Regions from separate parts of the Homo sapiens genome. Here region 1 is linked to region 2. A link is an interaction called in ENCODE POLR2A ChIA-PET data of the cell type or tissue named here. Cell type or tissue: MCF 10A. All regions are shown on one strand. Links, peaks and the distances in the headings refer to the core of each region. The heading gives the core; the rest is flanking DNA.

What was found. ChIA-PET counts read pairs that join two places held together with the same protein. Peaks named below come from ENCODE experiments on the same cell type or tissue, not always from the same donor. Only the 100,000 strongest peaks of a DNase experiment are listed, where the experiment ranks them.
Region 1: POLR2A ChIA-PET joins it to region 2 with 21 read pairs; 3 of 35 experiments call an interaction of 5 or more read pairs at or near these places.

Annotation. Positions count from the first base shown.
Region 1 is chr3:180,695,588-180,705,187 of GRCh38, reverse strand. CCDC39-AS1 (CCDC39 antisense RNA 1) reads right to left here. Exons shown (of 2, transcript NR_046725.1): 2 at 4,736-4,914. Among named protein-coding and RNA genes, the nearest start is that of CCDC39-AS1, 20 kb to the right of the region's middle. In MCF 10A, for the core only: no CTCF peak of the experiment used is centred there; a DNase peak (open chromatin) is centred at 3,977.
Region 2 is chr3:180,758,670-180,768,269 of GRCh38, reverse strand. The region is part of intron 4 of LOC101928882 (a long non-coding RNA gene); the gene reads left to right. Among named protein-coding and RNA genes, the nearest start is that of CCDC39-AS1, 83 kb to the right of the region's middle. In MCF 10A, for the core only: no CTCF peak of the experiment used is centred there; no DNase peak of the experiment used is centred there.

The sequences.
Region 1 (9,600 bases), core at 773-8,772, 63 kb after region 2:
AAACATGATTGTACTGACTGGATAATCATCCCCTGTACTATAATTTGTAAACCATTTCCCGATTGAAGAACATTTAGGTTTTGTGTTTTTTTTGCTATAATAAATACTGTAGCAATGAGCATGTTTTTACGCAGTATTAGCCTTTGTTTTCTTAGAATAAATTCCTATAAAAGGAATTGCTAAATCAAATTATTCACATCTGTAAGTCTCTTAATAGATGATGCCAAATTGACCTGATGTTTTATATGAATATTTCGAGTGTTCCCTGTGTTCCCAGAAAACTATGAGTGTTCCCAGAAAACAGAAACATTTCAAAAATGCCCTTAAATCAGGGATACATACCAGTTATTGAAAAAAGAGAAAATGTGACCATTTGTTTAGTGAGTCATTTCAAATAGAGCAGTAGGTGTGCCTGTCATAATAAACAATTGCCTAATATCTCTTCACACCAACTGAACATACAGCACCTATCACAGCCCAGTAGAGTGGGGATGGTGAAAGAGACCTAGTGAGGAGCTCATCAATTTGTGACACAGTCAGTGGAGAACAAATAAGACAATACATATCAAGCATTCTGACTTCATATTTACTCAGGTATTAATTCAGCACACATTTCCTGAGTGACTGTCAGGTGCCAGATACTTTGTTAGAGAACAGAGATACAAAGATGAATGGCACAGAACCTGCATTCAAGAAGTCTGGTAGGTAGAAACAGACTCATAAACCAATAATATCTACCATTACTCTAGTGTTTTCTATGTGCTACTCACTATATTAGTAAAAGATTCACAATTGTCTTCTTTATTTTCAAAACAATCTTGTGAAGGAGGTATTTTTCTCAACCTCACTTTCCGCAAGCAGAACCCCACATCCTTGCCTTTTTTTCTTTCTTTTTTTTTTTTTTTAATACATAGGAGAAAACCATGACTTGGGTAATTTGCCCAAGGCCACATGACCAGTGAATTGTGGAGTAGAAATCCAACTCAGATCTGTATAAAATCTGAAGTCTGTTTTCTTGTCCCAGTGCTATAGAATAAGAATATTACAAGAAGTATAAAAAGAATATTATTGTACAAAGCCCCAGGGGCATGGGACAAAGGTTTGAAGTCTACTAGATGATGAAAAACGGAAGATCCAACAAAACTCCATGGAGATTTTATGATTCTGTGGTATCATCTCAGATGAAGATACATTGCCAAGACCAGCCTGGTTGTGGAGACCCTAGGCCAGCAGCACTAGAGGAATTAAAGACACCCACACAGAAATATACGGTGTGGAGTGGGAAATCAGGGGTCTCACAGCCTTCAGAGCTGAGAGCCTCGAACAGAGATTTGCCCACATATTTATTGACAGCAAGCCAGTGATAAGCATTGTTTCTATAGATTATAGATTAAAAGTATTCCTTACGGGAAACATACGGATGGGCTCTGGCTAGTTATCTGCAGCAGGAACATGTCCTTAAGGCACAGATCGCTCATGCTATTATTTGTGGTTCAGGAACGCCTTTAAGCGGTTTTCTGCCCTGAGTGGGCCAGGTGTTCCTTGCCCTCATTCCGGTAAACCCACAACCTTCAGTATGGGCATCATGGGCATCACGAACATGTCACAGTGCTGCAGAGATTTTGTTTATGGCCAGTTTTGGGGCCAGTTTATGGCCAGATTTGGGGGCCTATCCCCAGCAATACATTCATAAGATAGATGAAGGAAAAAGACCACTCCAGGTTGAGGGATTATCATGAACAAAGGCCTACTCTTTAAATGCTGATGTTTTAGACTACAGAGAGTCCGTTTTCCACCATCTTTTACTTCTCACTCTATGGGCTGTCTGTGAACAATCTCATCCACTGTGGAGGCTGTAAACACTGGTATAGATATATTACTTTCAAGCCTATATATTTATTATGGCCCTCCTACAGATCAGCAGAACTGTATTCTTTTTTTATTTTTTAATTTTTTTTTTTAATCCCCCAGAGCATCCCTGCAAAATGAACTGTGTTCTTAACAACCCACTTCTCAGGTGTGTTGGCTTATTTCTGTAATCCCAGCTCTTTGGGATACTGAAGAGGGAGTTTGAGACCAGCTTTCGGGATACTTGAGGCCAGGTGTTTGAGACCAGCCTGGGCAACACAGTGAGACCCCATCTGTGCAAAGAAAAGCCCCAAGAATTAGCCAGGCATGATGCTGTGTGCCTGTAATCCCAGCTACTTGGTGGGCTGAGACAGGAGTATCACTTAAGCCCCCAAATTTGAGGCTGCTGTGAGCTATGATCGAGCCACTGCACTCCTGCCTGGGTGACCGAATGAGACCCTTTCTCTAAAAAAACAAACAAATAAACAAAAAACCCCAGCTGGATGGCTCCACTTGGATATTCAACAAGCACTTCAAATGAAACATGATTTGTTCCTTCCAGCCATGTTTCTTCCTATACTTACTTAAGTTAACCTGATTTCAGAATTTTCTTAGATTTCTAACTGTTCCTCAATATTTAAAATTCATTGATAAAATCAACAGGAATCTAGAATCACTAGATTTTCTTTCTTAAATATCTCTTGATTTTGTCTTTTCTTCTTGTCCTCACTGCCATACCTTAGTTCAGGCTTTTATTATTTCTCACCTGGAATATTGATTTCTAATGATACTGAAGCAATGTAGCATAGAGACAGTAAAGTGGAAAGAACATAAACTTTGGAGTTGAACAAAACTTTAGAATGTCATTTCCAACTTTTAACAACTAACTAAATTTTGGGGAGTTACTTATTTGACTCAAGGATTTTCCCTCTGTAAAATGGAAGATCATAATATCTACATTTCAAGGTTATTATAAAGATTTAGTATGATAATGGGCATAAAGTACCCAACACCATGCCTTGTATACAATAAGTGTTCAATAAATGGCAAGTGCCTTTTCTTTTAAGTCAGGACTTTTTTTAGTCACTGAATGAAAGAGATGGAGTTTGAATGAGCTTGAACAAAAGGAGGATAATATTGACACATGTAATTGAGAATTTCAAGACACTTTCAATCCAGGGCTGAAGCAATGTCAATAGAGTTCTGCCTCTTTTCTTCCTTTCATCTTGATTTTTCTCATGTGTTGGCTTCAATGTAATGGCAAGATGGCTACTGGAAACTTAGTCTACATTCTTGGAGAATGCTGTCTGAAAGGATTCAGGTATTAAACCTTAGAAGGGACACAGATTGGTCCTGCTTGAGTTATGTGCTTACCCATGAACTAATCACTGTGTCCCAGAAAATACAGCTCAACATTGGCCCTGCCTTGTGGTTATGTGGGACGCTGTGACAAAGCAGAGGAGAAGTTCTTCCCAAGAAATTAATGCTTTCAGACAAAATCAAACAAAACAACAAAAAAAATCCATGCCTGACATACCTTTCCTACTCAATTCCTGACTTTCAGCATTTCTGTCCAGTATATACTCCACAATATAATCACAGTTACCTTTATAAAACAGAAAGTATATTGTGTGACTCTCAAAACCTTAAAAACCTATACATTGCTCAGAGAACACCTGGCCAATTTCTTCATAGAGCTCAAATATGCACATCTATCTGACCCCAACCAACCCTCCATCCTTTCCTGCTGTGTTTAACCAATACCATCCGTTCCTTTAATAAACACTTTTCCCCTCTTCTTGTTTACTCAGACTCTTGTCCCCGCTTAGAGTGGCCTTTTTCTCCATGTCAGCTTAACAGTGGCCAGTCTGTCTTGTAGGGTGCAATGGAATTCATTCTTTTTGTTTATCCAGAACCCCTCTTTTGTTAAGAACCTGTTTTATTCTCACTGCAAAAATGTGTTTTTGGAAGGCTTGTCATCACAGCAGCGACTCAATTCTGGTGACATGACCCACACCAAGCAAGTCATCAGTTTTGCAGCCGCAATGATTGGTCCAAGGATAAGTAAGTAACCAAATGTGCCAAGTGGAGTCCTTCCTATATTGAAGTTAGGCGAGAGTTACTCTTTCCTTCTGAGTCATTAATTTGGAATTATGTTAGCCCAAAGCTGCCAGTAAACATGTTCTGCCAGCAAACAGAAGGAGAAAGCTCACATGCAGTAGGAGAAAATGAGGCCAACATGCTTCGTGACTAAGGAGAATCAGAGAGATAGGCTAAGGAGTCAGAGACTAAGAGAGTCTGGGTGTTCCAGGCCATGTTCCAACAGTGCCAACCCATAATCTCTGTTTTGTTTTTTTCTCTTAAACTACTTTGAATTGAGCCTCTGTCACTTGAAAGAAATTGTCTTCCAGGTCCTGCTTAAATATTTCTTTCACTAGGTTGCCTTTCTGGACTGTGTCGTTATAGACCTCTTTTATTACACTGATTACTGTCTGCTTTTTAGAAGGTATACATAAGTATTTAATCATTCTACTAGGTTCATTCATTCAGTAATGCTGGCCAAATGTTACTGTATTTCCGACTGTGCTAGGCTGAAAGCTTGACTCCTACCCTACTTAGCATAAAGCCTGGTAAAGAGTCGAGTTTTGAAAAATATTTATTGAGTTGAATTGTGAAAGGTCATTGAAAGACCTTTGTGTTTTCACATTGTGCCCAATGACATATATTTCTCTCTCCATTCTAAACTCTGCACTGATAACAGAATCACAAATGATTAAAATATTTCACTGAAAATGTAAATTTTGCAAAAAAACTATGTGAACTAGAGAACATGAGCTACATTCAAAGCGGAAAAAGGTTAGGTTTTCAAATAATAAACTCAAGCCATTTCTGTGTCTTACCTCTAAATAGCAGGTACAAATTGGTTTATTTGCATTTTCTTGGTTAATTACACATTTTGGAATGATCTTTCCATGTGGAAGTCATTGATAACAGGATCTAATTCCAGAGACCAAAGTGCCATTAGTTTCATTGAATTGAAGCATTTTCAGAGGTTGGAGTCAAAGCCTGGGAATTAGAAATCATGGGTCTTAATTACATCTTGGTCACAGATTGGTTGTTTTCTTGGAAGCACACAATCTCAAAAAATTCAAGTGCCTGTAAAATGAAGATGAGAATCTGTGCTGCCTTCAACTTCAGGCCTTTATAGACTTGAATAAAATATTACCTATAAACACCTTTGAAATCCTAGGATGGTATGCATTAATTACTTTCCTGAGCCTTTAAATCCAGGGGCTATTTCAGCAATTTGAACCAATAAGTAAATTGGACTGTGCTCTTACAGACCTTTTTTTATTATGCTGATTGCTCTCTGATCTGATTAAGATCTCTTGATACAGTGATACACAATCCAGTTGTTTGCAAAGAAGTCAAAGGAATAGGGAAGAGAAGGAAGCTGACCTAAATTGGGTACCTACATTACACTGGTTGGGTGTTGGGCTAGGCTCTTTACCTACCTTTAATCCTTAGCAAATTTTTATGGGATAGAGATAACATTTTACCCATAATGAAACTAAACCTTAGTTACCTCAAGTAATTTTCTTTAGGATCATGCAAGGAATAACTGGATGATGGTCTGTGTGCTGGTCTTTTGTAGAATTAATTATTATGTAAAAAGGGCTATGCTTTTGGTTCTGGCAGACTCAGCTGTTTACTTACAACGTTTAATAAAAACTAGGCACCCATTTTGGGTGTCTTATCAAAAGCAGTGCTATATGTTTTATTGTTAATTATTGCCAACTATAAAAGGAACTTTAGGCTTTAAGGGTGTTTTTGCTTTATCAGAGAGGCTCATAAACTTAGAAATTTAGCCCTTGAGTTTGTCTTTAGTTGGGACTAGGAATTCTATGGGAAGTCATTCTCAAGCTACAGATTTGGCATCATATTCACTTTGGAATCTTGTTGTAAAACCCAACCCTGAATCCATTTCATGTAGACTCTGAAGAGTGTGTGTGTGTGTGCGTGTGTGTGCATGTGTTTACAATCTCCTCTCTCAGATAGGGAATTATGACCCAAAATAATATATTTCTCTGGGAAAAGACTAAAGCCAGTTCTGTGGAGGCAGATAAGTGTAGGAAACCCAAGTCCTCTTTAATGTAACCTGGTTCCCTAAACTCACTTTACAGTGGCAGATGTTTCTAAATCAGCTTCAGAATTGACCTGTGATTCATAAAACCCGTTTGGCAGAGTCATCACCTGGACCCAACATGTCCTCATTTCTCATTCTGGAGCAAGTCAGAGCCAAAATAGTTAACAGAGGTGAAGAGGCAGGACTCTGGGCGAATATGTGAAGCAGCTAAAGTGAGAATCCTCTGGCAACAAGCCAAAAACCTTACCATGAAGGAGGCTGCACCCCATTCAACCAGCAGATAAGACAGGATAATACCTTCATGTTTCACTTGGCCAGTTCATAATGTACCACTCGAAAGGGAGCAAGTCTGTCAAGCTTGTGACTGCATTATCTGGTTTCCTTCACACTGCTCCTGCCATGCCTCCATTGTGTGGGAAGTGCATTACTTGTTGGAGCAGTGAGGCTCAACCAACGTGGAGAGCAGGCCTGGGAGGATTATGGTGAAGGGCAGTGAGGCTCAGCTAATGTGGAGCATGGGGAGAGGTAGAGAGATGTCTGACAACACAAGCCCTGCTTTGCCTCACACAACCAGACCCAGTTGAAAAGCCGGTTCAGATTTTGGTGGACAACTCTATTGGCAAAAGACAGCTAGAGTTTTTCCAGAGCTGTTTCTTTTGAGCTCAGAGGAGACAGTGTTAGGAGGTGAATACTACCCTCTTAATTTCGTTTATTGAAAAATAAGGTGTGTGTGTGTGCATTCATCATTCCTTATGTTGGCATATAAACATGGAAGTCTTTTTTGGAAGTAGCCATAGAATGCTATGGGATAAAGGTATTTCATTGATATTCTTCTTGCACATAAGACACATAATTTAACCTGATAATCCTTTCCCATGGAAACTGGTAGGCATCAAACAATATAGCATTAGTTTCTGATGATAATTAGGGTGTGTGAGGGTCCACATCTTGATTTGAGAGTTTATCTACATGTAAAAGCAAATAGTCTATAGCATAGTTAAAACAATCAGTGTATATTGACTATGAATTTGAAATAGTTTCATAAAAATTATTTTTTTAATTGAAATAGATAATGCTAATCACATTGATCATGAAAACTGGCCTTAGAAAACCACAGGGATCATTTAAAACATGCAGTTTAACAAATTTAAATAGATCCTCTCATAGATGATAGCCTGCTTTTCCTCATCTCTCTGCCAAAGAAAAATTTAAATTCTTCGGTTGAGAATATCACATAAAAAGTGCATAGTAGCTTTTACTAGAGAATCTCACACGCACAATTTTTTTAAGAGGCAAGGTCTCTCTCTGGAGTGCAATGGCACAATCATATTTCACTGTGGCCTCAAACTTCTGGACTCAAGGGATCCTCCCACCTCAGCCTCCCAAGAAGCTGGGTTGTGTGCCACTATGACAAGCTCAATTTCTTATTTTTGTTTATTTATTTTTTTTTGTAGAGACAGGGTCTAGCCATGTTGCTCAGGCTGGTCTTGAACTCCTGGCCTCAAACTATCCTCCCACCTCGGCCTCCCAAAGTGCTGGGATTACAGATGTGAGCTACTATGCTTCATATGCACTTTTAAAAATGAACATTGAACAATAACAAAGGCTATTAATAAAAATAGCTACCATCTATCTACTGAGTAACTACTAAGTGCCCTACATAGTAGTGTTTTACATATGTTATTTCAGTTAATTATCTCAAAACCCCTATATACTGATGAGGAAAATAAAGTCTATAGACTTCAAGGTCATATGGCTAAACTAAGTAGTGGATTTAGGAATGGAACCAAAGAGAACTGATGCCTGGAACTTGGCACTTAACCATTACTCGATCTTAAAGTCACTAATACCATCAACAGAATGCAGAGATGTAGCAAAAGGAGTTAAATGGCTTATCATATTGATAGATCTGGGGCAAGAGTTTCCAAATTCTCATTAGGAGTTACTCAGATCACATAAAATCGGCATTAAAACAAGCCAGGTAATCCTTCTTGTTTGCCAGCATGATATCAACAAAGGATTGACTAGGGAGATTAGATTCCAGTTAAAGTTAAAGCATGGCTGTTCCTATAAATATACAATGTAAGCACCACCCCACTGTCTAAAAGACCCCAGACATACTCCATTACAACCTCCTTAGATTACTTTTAAATTAAGATTTGCTATTTAGAAATATACTTTAATTATTTGAAAAAAGAAAAAATATATATTCAATAAAAAAACCACCTACCACCTCATCACCCAAAGACTACTGTTTACTTTTTGTTGTTCTTCTAGTTTGTTTGTATATTCTTCTAGTTTATTTCTGTGCCTATATATGCCTACTTTTAAAATAAAAACTAGATATGTCATAACATTATTTCATTTACTCTCTTTTGTTATCAATATATCATATGTGTGATGTTAATATAGTACTTGCTTCCTCTACAACAAAGTATTTATTTGTTATAGAGTGCCATATGAATTTACAACCATTTCTTTCCACTTTTTTATTATAGGAACAGAGCTATAATGATAATGTCTTGTGTATATACATAATTACTTCTCAAGACTTGATTTCTAAAATTAAAACTACTGGATAGTGCAGTGATTAAGGACACTTAGATTCTGTAGCTACAACTCAGCTTCACACCTGAAGAATTGTGAGATTTTGGGAAAATCACTTAGCTTCTAATTGCCTCAGTTTGGTTTTCTACAAAATGAAGATATTAGTACCTACCTCATGCTGTGGTCATTATTTTGTTTTTTAATATATGAAAAACACTTAGAGCAGTGACTGGCACACTGCAAATACAACATAGATATCTGTAACATAAAAAAAGGACTGGAGCAAAGGATATGCATCTTTTAAAAGACTTTGATAACATATTAACAAATTACCTTCCAGAAAGATTCTACCAATCTTTATTCCTTACAGCAGCGTGTAAGTGGAGTACTCATTTTCCTGCCCCCATGGAACAGTGGTTAAGAGTATGAGAGATCAGATCACCTTATCTCAAAGTCTGGCTCAACCACCCAGTATTTGTGTTATCTTGGGAAAGCTACTTGACCATGCTAAGCTTCAGTTTTCTTTTTTTGTAAAATGGTAATGACAATAAATATCTACCTCATAGAATTATTGTGAAGCCAAAATGAGACAATATAAAGTGCTTTAAAAAGTGCATAGTGTAGGCCAGGCTAGGTGGCTCACGCCTGTAATCCCAGCACTTTGGAGGCCAAGGCAGGTGGATCACCTGAGGTCAAGAGTTCGAGACCAGCCTGGCCAACATGGCGAAACCCCGTCTCTACTAAAAGTACAAAAATTAGTCGGGTGTGGTGGGGGGTGCCTGTAATCCCAGCTACTTGAGAGGCTGAGGCAGGAGAATCTCTTGAACCTGGGGGATGGAGGTTGCAGTGAGCAGAGATTACACCACTGCACTCCAGCCTGGGCAAAAGAGTGAAACTCTGTCTAAAAAAAAAAATAAAAATAAAAAAATAAAAAATAAAAATGCCTAGTATAGACTAAGGGATCAATAAATGCTGTTAGTCTATGTTTGCTGCCTCTTCATTTCAAAGATGAGGAAAAGTAGGACCAGAAAATATGGCATCTATGGCAGAAGCACTAA
Region 2 (9,600 bases), core at 815-8,814:
TACCTCTTTGCACAATCCCCTCTCTTTACCCCCAGCTTCCATGGATCTGATTTCTCTCTATATGCTGTTGTCTTTCCAGAATGTCATATAATTGGCCATAAAGTATGTAGCCTTTTGTGTCTGGCTTCTTTCAGTTAACACAATGCTTTGAAATTCATACATGCTACATGTATTCGTGGTTTGTTCCTTTTTACTGGTGAGTAGTGTTGCATTGCATGGTTGTACTACAATTTGTTTCTCCATTTACCAGTATGTTTATATGTTGCTGTTTTTAGTTTTTGACTATTATGAATAAAGTCATAAACATTTCCACATAGGTCTTTGTGTGGTCACATATTGTTATTTATTTTGGATAGTTACAAATGAGATTGCTGGTTCATATAATATATTTAACTTTATAGGTACTGTTAAACTATTTTTCACATGAACTGTATTATTTTGCATTCTAACCAATAATGTTTGAGACATCCAGTTGCTCTACATCCCTGTCTTGACTTGATACTGTCATTCTTTTGAATTGTAGCAATTCTAGTAAATGTGTGGTAGGTCTTTGCATTTTAATTTACATTTTCTCAATGATTAATGATGTCTAACATCTTGTCATGTACTTATTTGCCCTCTGTATATCTTCTTTATTTTCTTTTTTAAATTTGCAAATTTAGCACCAAGCCTGGCCAATTTTTGTATTTTTTTGTAGAGACAGGGTTTTGCCATGTTGCCCAGATTGGTTTTGAACTTCTGGGCTCAAATGATTCGCCCGTGTTGGCCTCCCAAAATGCTGGGATTACAGGTGTGAGCTACTGTGCCTGGGCTATATATCTTCTTTAATGAAGTGTTATTCAAATGGCTTTTAAAATTAGGTTGTTTGTGTTTTTATTGTTGAGTCATAAGAATTCTTATATTCTAAATATTTTTCTAAAATTTTTAAAGTTTTTTTTTTGTTTCTTAGGAACATCTCTATTGCAGTAATGTTGCAAGTATTTTTTCCTAGTTTGTCAGTTGTCTTTTTTAAATTAAATTAAATTTTTTTTTTCTGGGAAGAGAAAGTCTCCAGTGTGGACAGAAGGTGCTCTTTCTTCCCCTAGTTTATTGTTTGTCTTTTGATGTTACTAATGGTATTTCTTGCAATAAAAAGGTATCTATCTATCTATCTATCTATCTATCTGTCTGTCTGTCTATCTATTTATTTAGAGACGGAGCCTTGCTCTGTCACCCAGGCTGGAGTGCAGTGACACAATCTCAGCTCACTGCAACCTCCACCTCCCAGGCTCAAGCAATTCTCCTGCCTCAGCCTCTGAGTATTTGGGATTACAGGTGCCCACCACCATGCCCAGCTAATTTTTGTATTTTTAGTAGAGAAGGGGTTTTACCATGTTGGACCAGGCTGGTCTCAAACTCCTGACCTCAAGTGATCTGGCTGCCTTTGCTGAGACCAGCTCAATCGATACCTAACCCAGCAGTGCTAGAGGAATTAAAGACACACACACAGAAATCCAGAGTGCAGAGTGGGAATCAGGGGGCTGACAGCCTTCAGAGCTGAGAGCCACGAACAGAGTTTTACCCACATATTTATTGACAGCAAGCCAGTGATAAGCAGTGTTTCTATAGATTATAGATTAACTAAAATGGGAAACAAAAGGATGGGGTCTGGCTAGTTATCTGCAGCAGGAATGTGTCCTTAAGGCACAGATCACTCATGCTATTGTTGTGGTCTGCCCTGGGTGGGCCAGGTGTTTCCTTGCCCTCATTCCAGTAAACCAACAACCTTCAGTGTGGGCATCATAGTCATTGTGAGCATGTCACAGTGCTGCAGAGATTCTGCTTATGGCCAGTTTTGGGGCCTGTTTATGGCCAGATTTGGGGGCCTGTCCCTAACATGCCTTGCCCTCCCAAAGTGCTGGGATTATAGGCATGAGCCACTGTGCCTGGCAAAAAATGTTTATTTTTAAAACTGTACTCACATTTCTCAATTTAAAAAATTGCCACCGGATTTTGAGTCATAGGAAGCCTCTCTTAACAATGAGGTTTAAAGAGGAATTCCCTCATGCTTTCTTCTAGTAAATTCCATTTCTTTTGTCTAATTACATTTTAAAATATTTATATTTTATAATTTGTGAATTTTATTCTTGTATTTGATGTGAAGTCTGCATCTAATTTTGTTTTTTTCCATATGATTCATCAATTGACCCAATGGGAGACAGGACTAGCTGGATTTCCTAGGCTGACTAAGAATTCCTAAGCCTAGCTGGGGAAGGTGACTGCAACCCACCTTTAAACACAGGGCTTGTAACTCAGCTCACACCTGACCAATCAGGTAGTAAAGAGGGCTCACTAAAATACAAATTAGGCTAAAAGCAGGAGGTAAAGAAGTAGTCAAATCATATATTGCCTGAGAGCACACAGGGAGGGGCAATGATTGGGATATAAACCCCAGGACTTTGAGCTGGGAGTGGGCAACCCCCTTTAGGTCCCCTCCCATTGTATGGGAGCTCTGTTTTCACTCTATTAAATCTTGCAACTGCACACTCTTCTGGTCCGTGTTTGTTCTGGCTTGAGCTGAACTTCTGCTCTCTGTCCACCACTGCTGATCGCCACCTTCACAGACCCACCATTGACTTTCACCCCTCCGGATCCGGCAGGGTGTCTGCTGCACTTCTGATCCAGCAAGGTGCCCATTGCCCCTCCCGTTTGGGCTAGAAGCTCGTCATTGTTCCTGTGCAGCTAAGTGCCCGGGTTTGTCCTAATCAAGCTGAACACTAGCCGCTGGGTTCCACGGTTCTCTTCCATGACCCATGGCTTCTAATAGAGCTATAACACTCACTGCATGGCCCAAGGTTCCATTCCTTGGAATCTGTGAGGCCAAGAACCCCAGGTCAGAGAACAAAAGGCTTGCTGCCATCTTGGGAGTGGCTGCCACTATCTTGGGAGCAGCCCATCACCATCTTGGGAGCTCTAAGACCAAAGACCCACCCATAACACCAGCACTATTTATTAAACCTTTGTTTCAGTGATTTGAGATGACATTTTTATCATATATTTAATTTCTACATATATTTATGTCTACTTCTGGGCTTTCTATTTAATTTCTGTTAGTCTATGCATCAGTATCACATTACTTTCACTATGTATGGTCTATAGTATGTTTTAATGTAGGATTAAATCTAGACAGGATTAGTATCCCTCATAGATTTGCTTTTAGTGTTTTCCTGACAATTTTTGCATATTTGTTTTTCATATGAACTTTTTAAAGATAAACTTTTTATTTTAGAATAGTTTTAGATATATAAAAAGTTGCAAAAATAGTGCAGAAAATTCCCGATATACTCCACACAGTTTTCCTTTATTATTAACATCTTAAAATAGTATAGTACGTTTGTCATGATAATTGAACCAATAACTACCAATAACAATAATACCTTGTTATTAACTGAAGTTCATACTTTATTCATATTTCTTTGGTTTTGACCTAATGTTTGTTTTCTGTCCTAGGATTCCATCCTGGATACCACATTATATTTATTTGTCATATCTTCCTAGGCTCCACTTGGCTGTGGTAGCTTTTCAGGGTTTCCTTGTTTTTTTGATGACCTTGACAGTTTTTAAGAATTCTTGGTCAGGCATTTTATAGAAGATCTCACAATTGGGATTTCTTTGATGTTTTCCTCATGATTATATTGGGTTTTGGGTTTGAGAGAGGAAAACCAAAGATGGAAAGTGACATACTTACCATATATTGTCAACGTGACATCACTGTTGATGTGAACCTTGAACACTTGGCAGAGAGAGTTTTTATCATGTTTCTCCACAGTGAAGTTACCCTTTTCATGCTACTCTTGATAAGGAAGTCACTATATATAGACCACACTTAAAGACTGGGGAGTTATGCTCCTCTTCCATGAGGATCGAGTATCTACATAAATTATTTGAAATTTCACCCTAAAGATTTATCTATTCTTCCCCATATATTTATTCAATTATTTATTTATATCAGGATAGACTCATGGATATTTATTCTATATTTTGGGGTATAATTTGATATTTCTTTATTTTGTTAATGAAATTGTTTCAAGTTTGGCCCCTGAGGACTCTTTCAGTTGGCTCCTGTGTCCAGTTGACATAACCCCATCATTATGATTTTGTTTGAGAATTTCCTTTTATTCCTATACTACATGTATTTTACACCTTTTTAAACTGTCCCACAGTTCTTGAATGTTCTGTTTTTCTACTTTTCCTTTCCTCTTTTCTCTTTGCATTTAAATTTGGGAAGTTTCTATTGACCTATCTGCAAGCTCACTGAGACTTTCCTTGGTTGTGTCCAGTCTCCTGATGAGCCCATCCAAGATGCCCTTCACTTCCGTTACAGTGCTTTTTACTTTTAATGTTTCCCTTTGAGTCTGAGAGTTTCCATCCCTCTGCTTAAACAACCCATCTTTTCTTGAATGTTGTCTCCCAAGAGTGCATAACATATTAATCATAATTATTTTAAATTCCCTGTCTGATAATTCCAACATCTGTGTCGTATCTGAGTCTGGTTCTTATGCTTGCTTTGTCTCTTCAGACTGATTATTTTCTTGCCTTTTGCCTTTCTTTGCCTTGTCATGCCTTAAAAGCTGGACATGTTGTATCAGATAATATGAACTGAGGTAAATTGGCCTTTAATGTGAGGATTTATGTTAACCTGCCTAGGAGTGGGGCTATGTTTAATGTTTCCTATAGCTATAGTTATCAGAGGCTTCAAATATGTCCCTTGTTTTTTTTCTCCATTCTTGATTTTGGCACTTCCTAAGTACATTTCAGAGTCTGTATCTTGCTGCTCCTTTAGCTATAAGCCAATGGTAATTATACTGTAATCTTGTTTGTGTGGTGGTATGGTGGTAAGGTGTGGAGGGATGGGAGCATTCTATAATATTCCAATTAAATCTCAGTGTTTTAGTGGTCCTCTCTTTTGGGGCTATGACCTTCACCTGTGTTTCTCTCCTTTCATCCCTGCTCCTTTCTTTAGCTATGACATTCCCAATTTATTGCCTCTAATTCCTGACACGTTTTAACATTATTTTAAACCCTTTTAGGTGAGTCAGAAAAGCTAGAGGCTACTGGAGTGGGAGGAATGATTTACTGATAGGAACCCCACAGGTTATTACAGATTATATCAAGAAAGATTTCATCATGACTCTGGCAATGTTTCTTCCCTTCAAGTAAACCTTTCTTACAAAGAAAGCTCTGTGCATATTTCTGTATTTCACAATGATTACTCTTCCTTCCGCCTGTCAGAGGCATGAGCGTGTCTTTCTCAGTCTTCTCTTTGAGAACCTGATAAAGTTCCTAAAAGGAAAGCTCACAGAATTATAGACCCCAAGGATACTGTCCCCAGGAGTTTCTCATTCCAATTCGAGTTCAAACTTACTGTCCTGCAGTTCATCAAAACTACCATTTGAAAGTTCCTACTAGTTTATGGACCCAGAGACTTCTGTTCCAAGTAAGCGGATCTCAGATGTGTCTCTCTAGATGAGCTTGCTTCTCCAGATTTGGGGGTAGCAATTTGCCTTATAATCTCAGTTTTCTAATGGGTTAAAGAAAAATAATTGATTTTTCAGTTTGTACAGCTTTTTCTTGTAAACACAGTGTGACAACCTCCAAGCTGTTTACAAGTCAGATTTGAAACTGAAAGTATCCCTATGAACCTTTTTGTCAACTTATCTAGCTTCATAAATAAGCTGTGACTATATTTAATGGGATTTCATCAAATTAATAAATTCACTTTGGGGAGAACTGACAGCTTTATTCTGCTGCATTGTAGTATCCAACAAGAGAAAATGCCTTTTTGTTCATTTACATCTATTTTTGTGACTTTCAGGATTGATTTAAAGCTTTCCTCACAAGTCTTGCACATTTCTTAAGTTTATTTCTAAATATTTAATTTTCTCCATTGGTGTCATTATTGGGAATTTGTCTACTATTATTTTCTCTAACTGGTTATTATTTGTGTAGATGAAGACTATTGATTATTGAATGTTAATTTTATGTCCTGACTTATTCATTCATTTATTATTGGGGCCAGTTTTACCTTCAAATTTCTGGGGGTTTTTATGTGCACTAGCATATCATCTACTTAATAGAGGTAGTTTTACTTGTCTTTAACAATTCTCATGCCTTCGGTTGATTCCTCTTATTTATGTGCATTGACTAATACCTCTACTACAAAGTTGAATAGTAATGGAGATATTTGGCCTTCTTGCCTGTTCCTGAATCTTAGTGAAAAATGCCTCAAGTGTTTCCTCATTAAGACTTTTTAAGGCTAAGGTGTATGTATTTTAGGTAGTTAAGAAAATATCCACCAATTTTTATTCTCTGAGTAACTTTCTTACCAGAAATGAGTGTTGAATTTGTCAAAGTTTTTCTTCAGCATTTATAAAAATAACACATTTTCCCCTCAGATCTATTAAGATAGTTTATTATATTAGTGGATTTAAATAATGTGGAATACACCTTGGATTTCTGGGGTAAATCTTACTTGATCATGGTGTGTTATTTTCTTCCTTAGGTTTGGACACTGCTGGCCAACATTTTACCTAGCACTTTTGCATGGATATTCACTGGTCTTTAGTTTTCATTTGTTTGTACTTTTAGATATAATTATCAATGTTCTACTTCCTTCTTTAAAAGAAGTAAGTCGGTTTGCTCATTTTCAATGCTCTGGAACGGTAGTCCCCAAATGTTTTGGCACCAGGGACCAATTTCGTGGAAGACAATTTTTCCACACAAGGGATTGGGGGTTGGGGGAGATGGTTTCCGGATGAACCTGTTCCACCTCAGATCATCAGGCATTAGATTCTCATGAGGAGAACAACCTAGTTCCCTCACATGTGGAGTTCACAATAGGGTTTGCACTCTTATGGGAAGTGAATGCTGCTGATGATCTGACAGAAGGCAAAGCTCAGTCGGTAATGCTCATTCACCTTCTGCTGTGTGGCCCAGTTCCTAACAGGTCATGGGTCAGCACTGGTCCATGGCCTGAAGGTTGGGGACCCCTACTCTGGAACAATATATGGAGCACTAGTAGTCTCTGTTCTTTAAAGGTTTGGTAAAAATTCCCTGTGAAACTGTCTTAGCCCAGTGCTTTTGGTGGGATAATTCCTTGATAACATTATTTTGTTTAAAGAAATCATTCTATTCAAGCTTTTACTCTCTAATGGGATCAGTTTTGGTTATATTGCTCTAGAAATTATCATTCCTTTCTAGGCTTTTAAATTTATTTGCATAGAGGGCCACAAATTAACATCTTACGAGTTAATTTTTTTTTATTTGAATGGTTATTTCCTCCTTGTAATTTTTTTTTTTTTTTTGAGATGGAGTCTCACTCTGTCACCTAGGCTGGAGTGCAGTGGCATGATCCCAGCTCACTGCAACCTCCACTTCCCAGGTTCAAGCAATTCTCCTGTCTCAGTCTCCTGAGTAGCTGGGATTACAGACACCCATCACCATGCTCGACTAATTTTTGTATTTTTAGTAGAGACAGGGTTTCACCATATTGGCCAGGCTGGTCTCGAACTCCTGACCTCAAGTGATCCACCTGCCTCAGCCTGCCAAAGTGCTGGGATTACAGGCATGAGCCACTGCGCCTGGACCCTCATTGTAATTTCTTATTCTGTATATTTATATATGATTTTTCTCTACCATGAGAACTAGCAATTTGTTCATTTTTTCCCAAGAGGCAGGATTTGGATATATTAATTAGTTCTACTGTTTTTCTATTCTCCACCTACAAATTTTTGCATATCTTCCTGATTTTCCTGTTTATAAATTCTTTTGGTTTATTTTGTTGCTTCTTCTACCTCATTTGTGAGTTGGAAATATAACTTACTTATTTCCATTCTTCTATTTTTATTGGTTAAGTGTTTAGTGGTATGATTTCCTCTGGTTACTACTGTAAATGTGTTCAAACAAATTATGCTATGAAGTGTTTTCATTTTTATTATTTTTTAAACATTCTGTAATTTTGGATTATATTTTCTCTTTTACCCAAGAGTTGCTAAATAGGTGTTTCTTTTTAAAGTTCTAGGTGGAAGGATCTTCCTTTTTTTACCTTATTAGTAATTTCTAATTTGATTTTGTGATCATAGATTATTGCTTTAATATCTCCACTTTATGGAAGCTACTGATGTTTTGTTTGCAGCTTAATATTTAATTAATTTTATAGTGTTTAGTAAGCACTTGAGAAAAAGTGCTATTCTCTCTAATCAGTGCACAAATTTTGATATATAGCCATCAGAACAAACTTACTGACTGTGTTGTTTAGGTCTTCTATATCCTTACTGATAGGACAGTACTTGATGTGACTTATGTTGATAATAGTGTGTTAGTCTTCTATTATTAGTGTTTTAATCTCTGTCTCATTGCATCTCTATAGCTTTTGCTTTATAAAGGTGATTGCTATATTATTTGGTTATAAGAAATACAAATTATAAGAAATTTATAATAAATATTCTTGTGAATTTTAGCTTTTAGCATGTAAACATTCTCTTCTTTGTTACGTATACTGCTTTCTCGGCTTGAGTTCTGATATCAGAGTTGCTACTATAGCTTTCTTACTGTTTCCATTTGCCTGGTACATTTATCCATCCTTTTATTAGTTCTGAATCACTTTGTCTTAATGTGACTTTTATATACAGCACATTGCTGGGTATTGCTTTGTGAGCCAAATTGAAAATATTTTTCTTTTAGTAGGGGAGTTCAGCCTATTTACATGTATTGATGTGACTGATATGTTTGCTCTCGATTTTGATATAATATATACATAATTATTTGTGTTGTATAATGTTTGCTTTGTTTCTCTATGAGGTGTGTGTTCTTTGCTCCTTTATATTTACTTTCAGTATTTACAAAGATATTTATTTTTGTTGTGGTGATTACCTTTGTACTTTGTACTATCTTTTATAATACCTATTCACCTCTATTTCCTCATGTAATCTTTTACTATCTGATTTATTAGGTTTTAATAGTCTCCTTTAACTCTTCTACCTATTACCTATACAACAGTGATTCTCAATTGGGGTGATTTTGCCCCATAGGAAGCATTTGGCAATGGAGACATTTTTGATAGTCACACTGAGGGGATATTACTGGCATCTAGTGGGTAGAGGTTGGAGATGCTCCTAAATATCTTATAATACACAGGACAGCTCTCAAAACAAAGAATTATCTGACACAAAATGTTAAAACTGCTGAGATCAAAAGACCCTGCTGCATAGAAATTTTTTCTCTTTCCCTCTCTTTTTCTCCCATTTGTATAATAATTATTTTCACAATATATAGTATTTGTACATTATTCCTCCTTTGTCCTCATTTTGTTTGTAATACTCCATAATTATACATATATATATATACACACACACACACACACATATACACTCATTTTTTTGCTGATATTTTCTCAGTTATCTCTTGGTTGGATGAAACTCATCCTTTAGTACTATGTTGTCTAGTAAGTTAGTCACTAGCTACATGTGACATTGAGAACTGGAAATATGGCTAGAAAAAATTAGATGTGGTATAAGTGTAAAATACACTGAATTCAAAAATTTAGTGCAAGGAAAAAATGTA